2 separate regions of the Homo sapiens genome follow, and region 2 is linked to region 1. The links are chromatin contacts, found by Hi-C or POLR2A ChIA-PET in ENCODE. All regions are on one chromosome and are shown on one strand. Each heading gives the region's core, a stretch centred on a gene start or an enhancer-like site at or near the end of the contact. The rest is flanking DNA. Distances are from core to core; before and after follow the strand shown. Region 1 holds the start of SLC35G1 (solute carrier family 35 member G1). Region 2 has its middle 15 kb from the start of LGI1.

Region 1 (3,829 bases), core at 57-2,556:
AGGACAGAAATGGAGCAAGAATAGTCTTCCTAGAGTCTGTCTCTCTAACTTGGGGAAAGTGCACAAAGGGAGGAGGGGAAAGCGCAGTGAGAGGAGAGGAACAGAAATCCAGGGTCACACTTAGGGGAGGTGACCCAGAGGACAAGGTGGTGCAGGCCGTGTAACTGTCCTAAAAAGAGATCTGCCTATTCCCTTCTTCTTGCAGGAAGCTGCTCCTGGTAGATGGTCGACTTCTAAGAGGAATGTGCTTGAAGCAGCACTTGTGGCCAGTGGAAAGGGCCCTAGGCCGGTATATGGCAAGCTGGGATCCTAACCCTGGTGCTCCCTGGACATGCGCCCCATCTCACCCCCACGTTCCACATCTTGGAGGAGACAAAGCAAACGAAAACCCAAAAGCCCTCACCTTCCTGGGCCTCACTTTGCTCATGTGTCGAAGGAGGGGGACTGAACATAAAGTGTTCTTCACGAGGGGTCCCTGACTTTGGGGACGGGGCTGTGAGCTTCTTAACAAGATATGCCTTGTTCTGCATCGTTTGCTAAAAAGTCCTTGTATCCCTAAAGGTTAAAAACTAGCGGTCCCACTTATCTCTGCCTTTCCAAGATTCTAAAACTCTAGGACGAACATTTTTTCTAGACTCGATGCTTTTCAGCTTCCTTTTCGGAGAGAACCCTTAACCACCGGGATCACTTTTCAGGGTCAGCTTCCTCGCAACGTCGCCCCACTGCAGGATGGCCTCTCTCGCTGACCCCCCACCTACGACCTAGGGGAGGGTACGCCAAACTGCAGTCTGACTCCACAGCCCTGCCCCGACACTAATTACAGGAGCAGCCTCGGAATCCCAAAAGGACTGCTAACAATCGGAAAGTTTCTTCCGTCTTAGCGCCGGCTGGGGCGCCGGGAATTCCGCTTTGCAGCCCCCCAGCTGACAGCTCGAGGGGTTTCCCGAGCCCCGGGCAGGGTGGGGACGGAGGCGCGGCGGGCACTGTGCCCGGGTTGCGGGGACCCCAACCCGCCGGCGCCCGCTCGGGACCCCCGAGCGAGACCAGAGCCCGATCCACACCGCGCACTCACCCGGCTCGGTGCGGGAGCAACACGGCGAGGAAAGGCAGAGCCAGCACCTACCGCGGTCTGGCGCCCCAGCTGCCTCGGCGGCCGCCGGCTCCTCAGTGGCGCCCGGGGGTGCATCGTCCGTTAGCGGCAGCCCGGGCTCCTGGAGCTCCGCGACCCCGGTGCTGTCCTGAGGCCGCATCTCGCGGCACGCGCTCTACCAGCGGCCGGTGCCGTCTGGCGCCAGCAGCAGCGCCTGGGCTGCCGCTCTTCCGGCGGGCGATGGCGCCCATGCGCATGCGCGCCCGGCCCACCCGCACCCTCCCCCAAGGAGACCGCGCGCGTCCTCCGCTGGCCTCTTAACCTGGGGAGACCCGCTGCCTCCCTGGTCGGGCTGTGGTGCCCACAGCTGGCTCTAAGGCGTCCAACCCTCTGCTGCGTTCAGGCTACATGGCCCAGCTGCTTGGAGCCATCCTTGGCAAGTCACACTGAACCTGTCTGTCATGGCACAGACAAGGAGGGGCGCTGGGTTCCCAAGCCCTGGCGCCCGGGGGTCCTGTGGCCTCCTTTTCAGGAGGCTCAAAGAGTGGGCGTTTTTTCATTGATGTAACCACGCATTCAGCACCTCTGTGATACCCCGAAGATTTTACAAAGCACCATGCTTGTCTTTAAATGGTCTAGGGTTTTTATGTTTTGTTTTGTTTTGTTTTGTTTTGTTTTGTTTCCCGTGTTGTCCCTTTGCTGCTTACCAAGGAGGGTAGAATTTTGCTGTTTTGGGAAATATTTTTAAGAAAGAATTAGTGTGTAATTATAGGAAAATATATCTATAAGACTGACCAGAACCCATTTATATGTTCTTTGCATTCTTTGCAAGAGTAGGCATGCATTATTGATCTTTGGTTTTCTTTTCTTAAATGGAAATATCCTAATTTGGCCAGATGTAAGATTCAAGTAATCTGATGTAATTAGACCTGGTAAAATATATTCTTTGGCCCAGGATTCACTAACAGCCTCTTTTTGTTTAGCTAATAATTCTTCTTCCATCTCTTTGCTTGCTTTATATGTGGAAGAACAGTCTCTGTGCAAGGATGAACGTATCTAAACTTCTAAGTCCAGTGCCAAGCAGATCACCAAAGGAGAGTGAAGTTTGCCTTTACTCAGACATTTGCACATAGTGATCCACAGCTGAAACAGTTTTAGACTTGAAGTCAGGAATCCTAGGTTCTGGCCCTGAGTGTGTGACCTCAGTCACCACTGTACCCCTCGAAGCCTTGATTACCTCCTTTATTTAATAGCGATCAAGTATTTCCCTTCCTGCTTCGCAGAGTAGTTATGTAAATAAAATGCAATGATGTGGGCAAAAGCATAATATCACCTGGAAAACACTATGTTAGAAAATCAAAGTGTGTTTTAAACTAGGGTCAGCATATAATTTATCCTCCAAACTGGACCTTTTTTTTTTTAAGAGTAAAAGGAGGAGCTCTTTTAAAAGTTACACAAGGGAATAGGCATAAACTGGGACTGTCCTAGGCAAACTGAGACAAATGGTCACCTGAATTCTAACTTGATTAACACATACTTTTGCCTTGTCTTAAAAGAGAATTTAAGGCTGGGCACGGTGGCTCAGCCTACCATCCTAGCACTTCGGGAGGCTGAGGTGGGAGGATTGCTTGAGCTTAGGAGTTTGAGACCAGCCTGGGCAACATAGACCTTGTCTCTATAAAAAAAATAATAATACTTTTAAAAGAATTTAAGGCTACTTACAAAAATATCTGTAACAGGTTTTGTTGTCGTTGTTTTAGATAGGGAAATTTCAGGGAAGGATGGTAAGGGTGGTAGATCATGATTATAAAGCAAGAACCAGGAAGCTTCCTCAAATATCTGGGAAGTCAAGTGCAGTTTCACAATTGCATTCTAAGATTTCGATATGGAAAGGGTTTGAAGAGTCCCCTCCTCTTAAATGGTGAAGATTATGGCTAGGAAGTGTGGTAAAGAAGAAAGAAGTGTGATGATTTGAGAAGGAAGTACCCTGACTGCTCCACTTTCAACACTTTCAACACCATCCTCGAAAAGGGAGAAGAAGAAGAGAAGAAAATGGGTACTACACCAGTTATTAAAGGTGGTGAGATGATTTCATACCTGCTGTTTATTCCCTTTAACTTCCTTCCCCTCCACTGCTGACCTTCATATATAAATGGTATCAGTTATATTCATTCTCCCATTTAGCTGACAGCCATGCTGACATAAAAGGCAACCAATGAGAAAAGTGCGGACCAAGCTGGCCTGTAATCCCAGCACTTTGGGAGGCCGAGGAGGGCAGATCACTTGAGGTCAGGAGTTCGAGACCAGCCTGGCCAACATGGTGAGACCCCGTCTCTACTAAAAATACAAAAATTAGCCAGGTGTAATGGCGGGTGCCTATAATCCCAGCTGCTCAGGAGGCTGAGGCAGGAGAATCACTTGAACCCAGGAGGCGGAGGTTGCGGTGAGCCGAGATCACGCTGCTGCACTATATCCTGGGCAACATGAGCGAGACTGTCTCAAAAAAAAAAAAAAAAAAAAAAAAAAAGTGCGGACCAGACTAGAAGTCAGAAGACATGGCTGTCCTGAAGCTCCACCCAGTAGAGGTGTGGGGCTGTTAAGGTCTCTCCTGAACATTGTTATTTCAGGTCTTTGGTGATGATAGTGATATTGAGCTGGTGACAGATAGATCTCCATAATGTGCAGGATGGGCCAGAAATCCCGACTGTAGAGGAGACTAGTTCAGAGCCTATTGAAGTG
Region 2 (4,181 bases), core at 682-3,181, 150 kb after region 1:
ACAAAACAAAACAAAACAAAACAATAAAAAAGAAAGCTAAACCCACAGAGTTCCTGCCTTCTAGTGGAGGAGATGAGCAATTAAACAAGAGAAAACAAGTGCGGTGAGGGTGATGTGCAGGCTGGCGGAGCAGCAACAACAGCACAGAATCCTGACTACGGTTTGAACTAAACCTAAAGGGCCCCGACTCTGCCTTGATCTCTCCAGAAAGCCTCCCAGGGCCCTGACTTCCCTGTGCATGTCAGGTGACCACGGTGGTGGGCAGCTTCCCACCTCAGCCTCTTCCCTCAGTGAGATCTGGGAAACCTCCTCCCTCCTTTGCCTCTGAATTCTCACAAAGAGGACCAAGGGTTTTGAGGCATAGTTTTTAGGAAGAAAACAGGGAACAAGGAGAATAATAATAAAGAAGAAAAAAAGTACAAGAAGTAAAAGGTATCTTGCCTTACTGGGCCTTGGTTAGGTGCTGAACATTGTGCTAAGAATCTTTCGATGTATATTACAATGTGTTGTTCATTTCTCTGAGGTTGATATTGTTGATATGTCCATTTTTCCCGATAAGGAAACTGAGGGTAAAGAGGAGAAAGAAATAGGTCATAAACTTCACCAAAGGCAGAGCTATTATTTGAACCCAAGAAAATGTGAAAGTTAATTGATCATTTCTTAAGGGCAATTTTATTTTGTTTTTTGCAGGGGCAGTAGAGGGAGACGTTGTTGTTCCCAGAAAGGGGCCTTTAGGGAGAATAAAGAAAGGAATCCTTGATAGGGGTGCTAAATCCTCCAGTACCTGGTAGTGCTGGCCACAGGAGGAGCTCAATAACTATTGAATAAGGCAGTGAGGGAGGGCATGAGGAAGGGAGTGAGGGGATGAGTGTGGCCCCTCCCAGCCTACCAGGACCTGTATGGCTTTTCTCTCATGAATCCCAGTCACGAGCCAGCTGCCTGCATCCTCTTTTCTTCCATCTTGCAGCTGCCAGGCGTTTAGGGTAGCTTGGTGGTTGGTTTCCACCACTCTCCTCAGTCCTTGAAATCCTCATTCTTACAACACTCGCTGTACCTGGGACTTGGTCTCCATGGCTTTTCCAGATGTTACTGCCCTGGAAGTCAATCCCACAGGACCATTTTATTTTAAGGGTCAGAGGGCTATAGTAGTTCAAGACCCCGGTGGATGCCTGAAACCATGGATAATACTGAACCCTATTTAATTGTGCTTATATGGGTATTGATGATATAATATTGCAAAATTACTGCAGACATTATAATTACATAAAAAAAATAGTAAGTTGAAGAATAATTCCATGACAGTAAATCAGTCTAAAATAAATTAAAATAGAAAACTCCAAATTAATGGCAGCAAGTATATTTAAAAAATAAGAATATGAGTAAAAAGACAAGACCTGACAAAGGAGAGTTTCAACACTACAGTTTATGTATATATTATACTAAGTTTTGATTTTTTGTTCGTTTGTTTTTGAGACAGGGTCTTGCTATGTTGCCCAGGCTGGAGTGCAGTAGCTATTCACAGGCATGATGGTAGCTGATTGCAGCCTCAAACTCCTAGGCTCAAGGGATCCTCCAGCCTCAGCCTCCTGAGTAGCTGGGACCAGGGCAGCATACTCTTTTTGATCTGATAACTGAGACGGCTACTAAGTGACTAACGGATTGGTAGCGTATACATTGTGGATACACTGGATAAAAGGATTATTCACATCCGAGGGTGGAGTGGGAGGGTGCAAGATTTCATCATGCTACTCAGAATGGTGCTTAATTTAAAACTTACAAATTATTTATTTTTTAGAACTTTCCATTTAATATTTTTGGACCTCAGTTCACCGAGGGTAACTGAAACTTCAAAAAGTGAAACTGCAGATAACAGGGAACTACTGTATGACAAACAGTAAATATGAGGAAGTTGTAGAGGTTATGAAACCTTCCCAACCACTCCACGAATGACCTACTTTTAGCTCTGGCTATCATATAGTCTCCCCAGAGTCAGACGACAGTCTTGCCACTTGCCACCTGGGTAGTGGTGATCTTTAGCAGGTTACTTAATCTCCCTAACCATGTCTGTAAAATGGTCCCCATCTCCTCAGGTTGGAGTGAGCATTAAAGATGGTTCTGTATTTGAAATCTCTTAGTACAAAGAAAATGCTAAATAAATGTTGTCAAGGACTGAATTTTATCCCCCCAAAATTCATGTTGAAGCCTTAACCTCCAATGTGACTATATTTGGCGATAGCGCCTTTAGAAAGTAATTAAGGTCAAATGAGGTAAAAAAGGGTGGAGCCCTAATGCAGTAGGATTTCTGTCCTTAGGAAAAAGGGGGCCCGGCGAGGTGGCTCACACCTGTAATCCCAGCACTTTGGGATGCCAAGGCAAGCAGATGGCTTGAGCTCATGAGTTTGAGGCCAGTTGGGCAACATAGTGAAACCCCATCTCTATAAAAAAATACAAAAATTAGCCTGGCATGGTGGTGTGCACCTGTAGTCCAGCTACTTGGGAGGCTGAGGTGGGTGGATGGCTTGAGCCTGGGGGTGGCGGAGATTGCAGTGAGCCAAGATGTGCCTCTGCACTGCAGCCTGGGCAACAGAGCCAGACCTTGTCTAAAAAAAAAAAAAAAAAAAAAAGAAGAAGAAAGAAAAGAAAAGAAAAATGGAAGAGACACCAGAGGTGCACATGCACAGAGGGGAAAGGCCATGTGGGGACACAGACAGAGAGTGACTGTCTGCAAGAGACCTCAGGAAAAACCAACCCTGCCAACACGTTGATCCTGGACTTCCAGTCTCCAGAACAGTGAGAAAATATATTTCTGTTGTTTATGCCACCCAGTCTGTGATATTTCGTTATGGCGACCTGAGCAGACTAATACACATGTTCAGTCTACTTCCTTTGCTTTCCTTGTTGTTTGAACACATTTGCCAGGCAGTGTCAGAGCCCCTGTATTGGGAAGTGGTCAGTGTGTGGGTTGGTAAGAAGAATTTACCAAAAACAGTATAGATTTGAAAAAGGAAAGTTTTAGAAAGAAAGAATGCTGCAAAAGGGTGCAGCGGGGCACCTCAGTGAGAGAGGACTGAGCACACAGTGGTGGATTTTCCTTAGGAGCATTTATGGACCTTAAGGCGGGAGCTTAAGGGTAATTTTGACCATATTAGCCAGGTAGGTCATGATACATGATTACATCTGTAGACATTTTGGTGCCTTACTGTCAGCAAGGGTTGCACAATGAGTTTTGACATGCATGCATTCTGGAGGTGTATAGAAATTCTAGTTATGACATTTTTGAAAGAGATCTAGATGCTGACTTTAGATACTAGGGAAGTTTAATTACTTCTAAATTCCTCAGATAAGGAGTTTTTGTCTCTGGAGACTGCTCGATGGTCACCAGGTGATTTTCCTCTCCTCATTTGCTCCCTGACAAATATCTTGGTCATATCTTTGACCCTTTATATTTATATTCCCCCATGTTCATGTCTACCTGCTGCCTCCTGGGGTCTCAAGAAAGGGAAAATGGTCCAGTGAAGAGGGGTGATGAGTCTGTCTGGCTACTTCCTCCTGAAAGGGGGCTTTGAGGGGATAAGTTGCGTTTTTCTCTTTTTTGCTCTGTGTCATAAAGGAAATGAAGGGTCATGAAAAACTCAGTCACGAGGGGTGGGGACTGGATTCTATCAAGAGGCCCCGTATAAATGGAAGTTGCTGTTGCAGGCCAGTATTGAGACTGCATAGTCATCTGTAGGTGGAATCGTTGTATTCTGGAAGATACAAACTTAATGAGAGCATTAAAAATGCAGGGAGCAAATATTAAAAGAAAAATGACAAGGAAAAAAGGTCCAAGGAATGGGAGAAGCCCAGTCTTGGTTACTTTGGGAAAGTGTGTATAACCATTTGGCTTGTTTGAAAATTTACTGGGACATTAGTTTCCACTTCTCCAGACAACAGATTTTGTTGATGACAGCACAGACTCCTCCTTGTTCAGGTGGAGGTAATCAAGAACTCATCTATTATCAAAAACCATTTCTGCTAGTGAGTATAAAGACTTTTCTAGTGCTGATAGACTTGTGCCAGTTTTTTCTAAGATTATTTAAAAGGAGATGGTAAGTTCTTGTAGTGTGATTTCACGGTAAGTAAAACCTCCCCAAATAGTGACAGTTGTGATAGTTTCCACAACTCTGGCCACAATAAGTCCT

Evidence for each region. Hi-C counts contacts between places; a loop is a spot of excess contacts on that map. ChIA-PET counts read pairs that join two places held with the same protein, here RNA polymerase II (POLR2A). Pooled maps may share reads with other maps.
Region 2: a pooled map shows a loop between it and region 1 (2.5-fold over the local background). The contact joins the enhancer-like site here to the promoter of SLC35G1 in region 1. A Hi-C loop is called at or near these places in 1 of 168 maps with a recorded cell type or tissue (naive thymus-derived CD4-positive, alpha-beta T cell) and 2 of 50 pooled maps. POLR2A ChIA-PET finds 5 or more read pairs at or near these places in 2 of 52 experiments (H1 and activated naive CD4-positive, alpha-beta T cell).

Annotation. Positions count from the first base shown.
Region 1 is chr10:93,891,455-93,895,283 of GRCh38, reverse strand. SLC35G1 (solute carrier family 35 member G1) reads right to left here and starts at 1,306. Exons shown (of 3, transcript NM_001134658.3): 1 at 1,073-1,306. The coding sequence starts at 1,250. RefSeq lists a silencer at 903-1,332.
Region 2 is chr10:93,740,586-93,744,766 of GRCh38, reverse strand. No RefSeq gene overlaps it. Among named protein-coding and RNA genes, the nearest start is that of LGI1, 15 kb to the left of the region's middle. Within about 2 kb of position 1,931, at least 2 of the 41 ENCODE cell types and tissues checked have a DNase peak (open chromatin) inside an H3K27ac peak, as active enhancers do.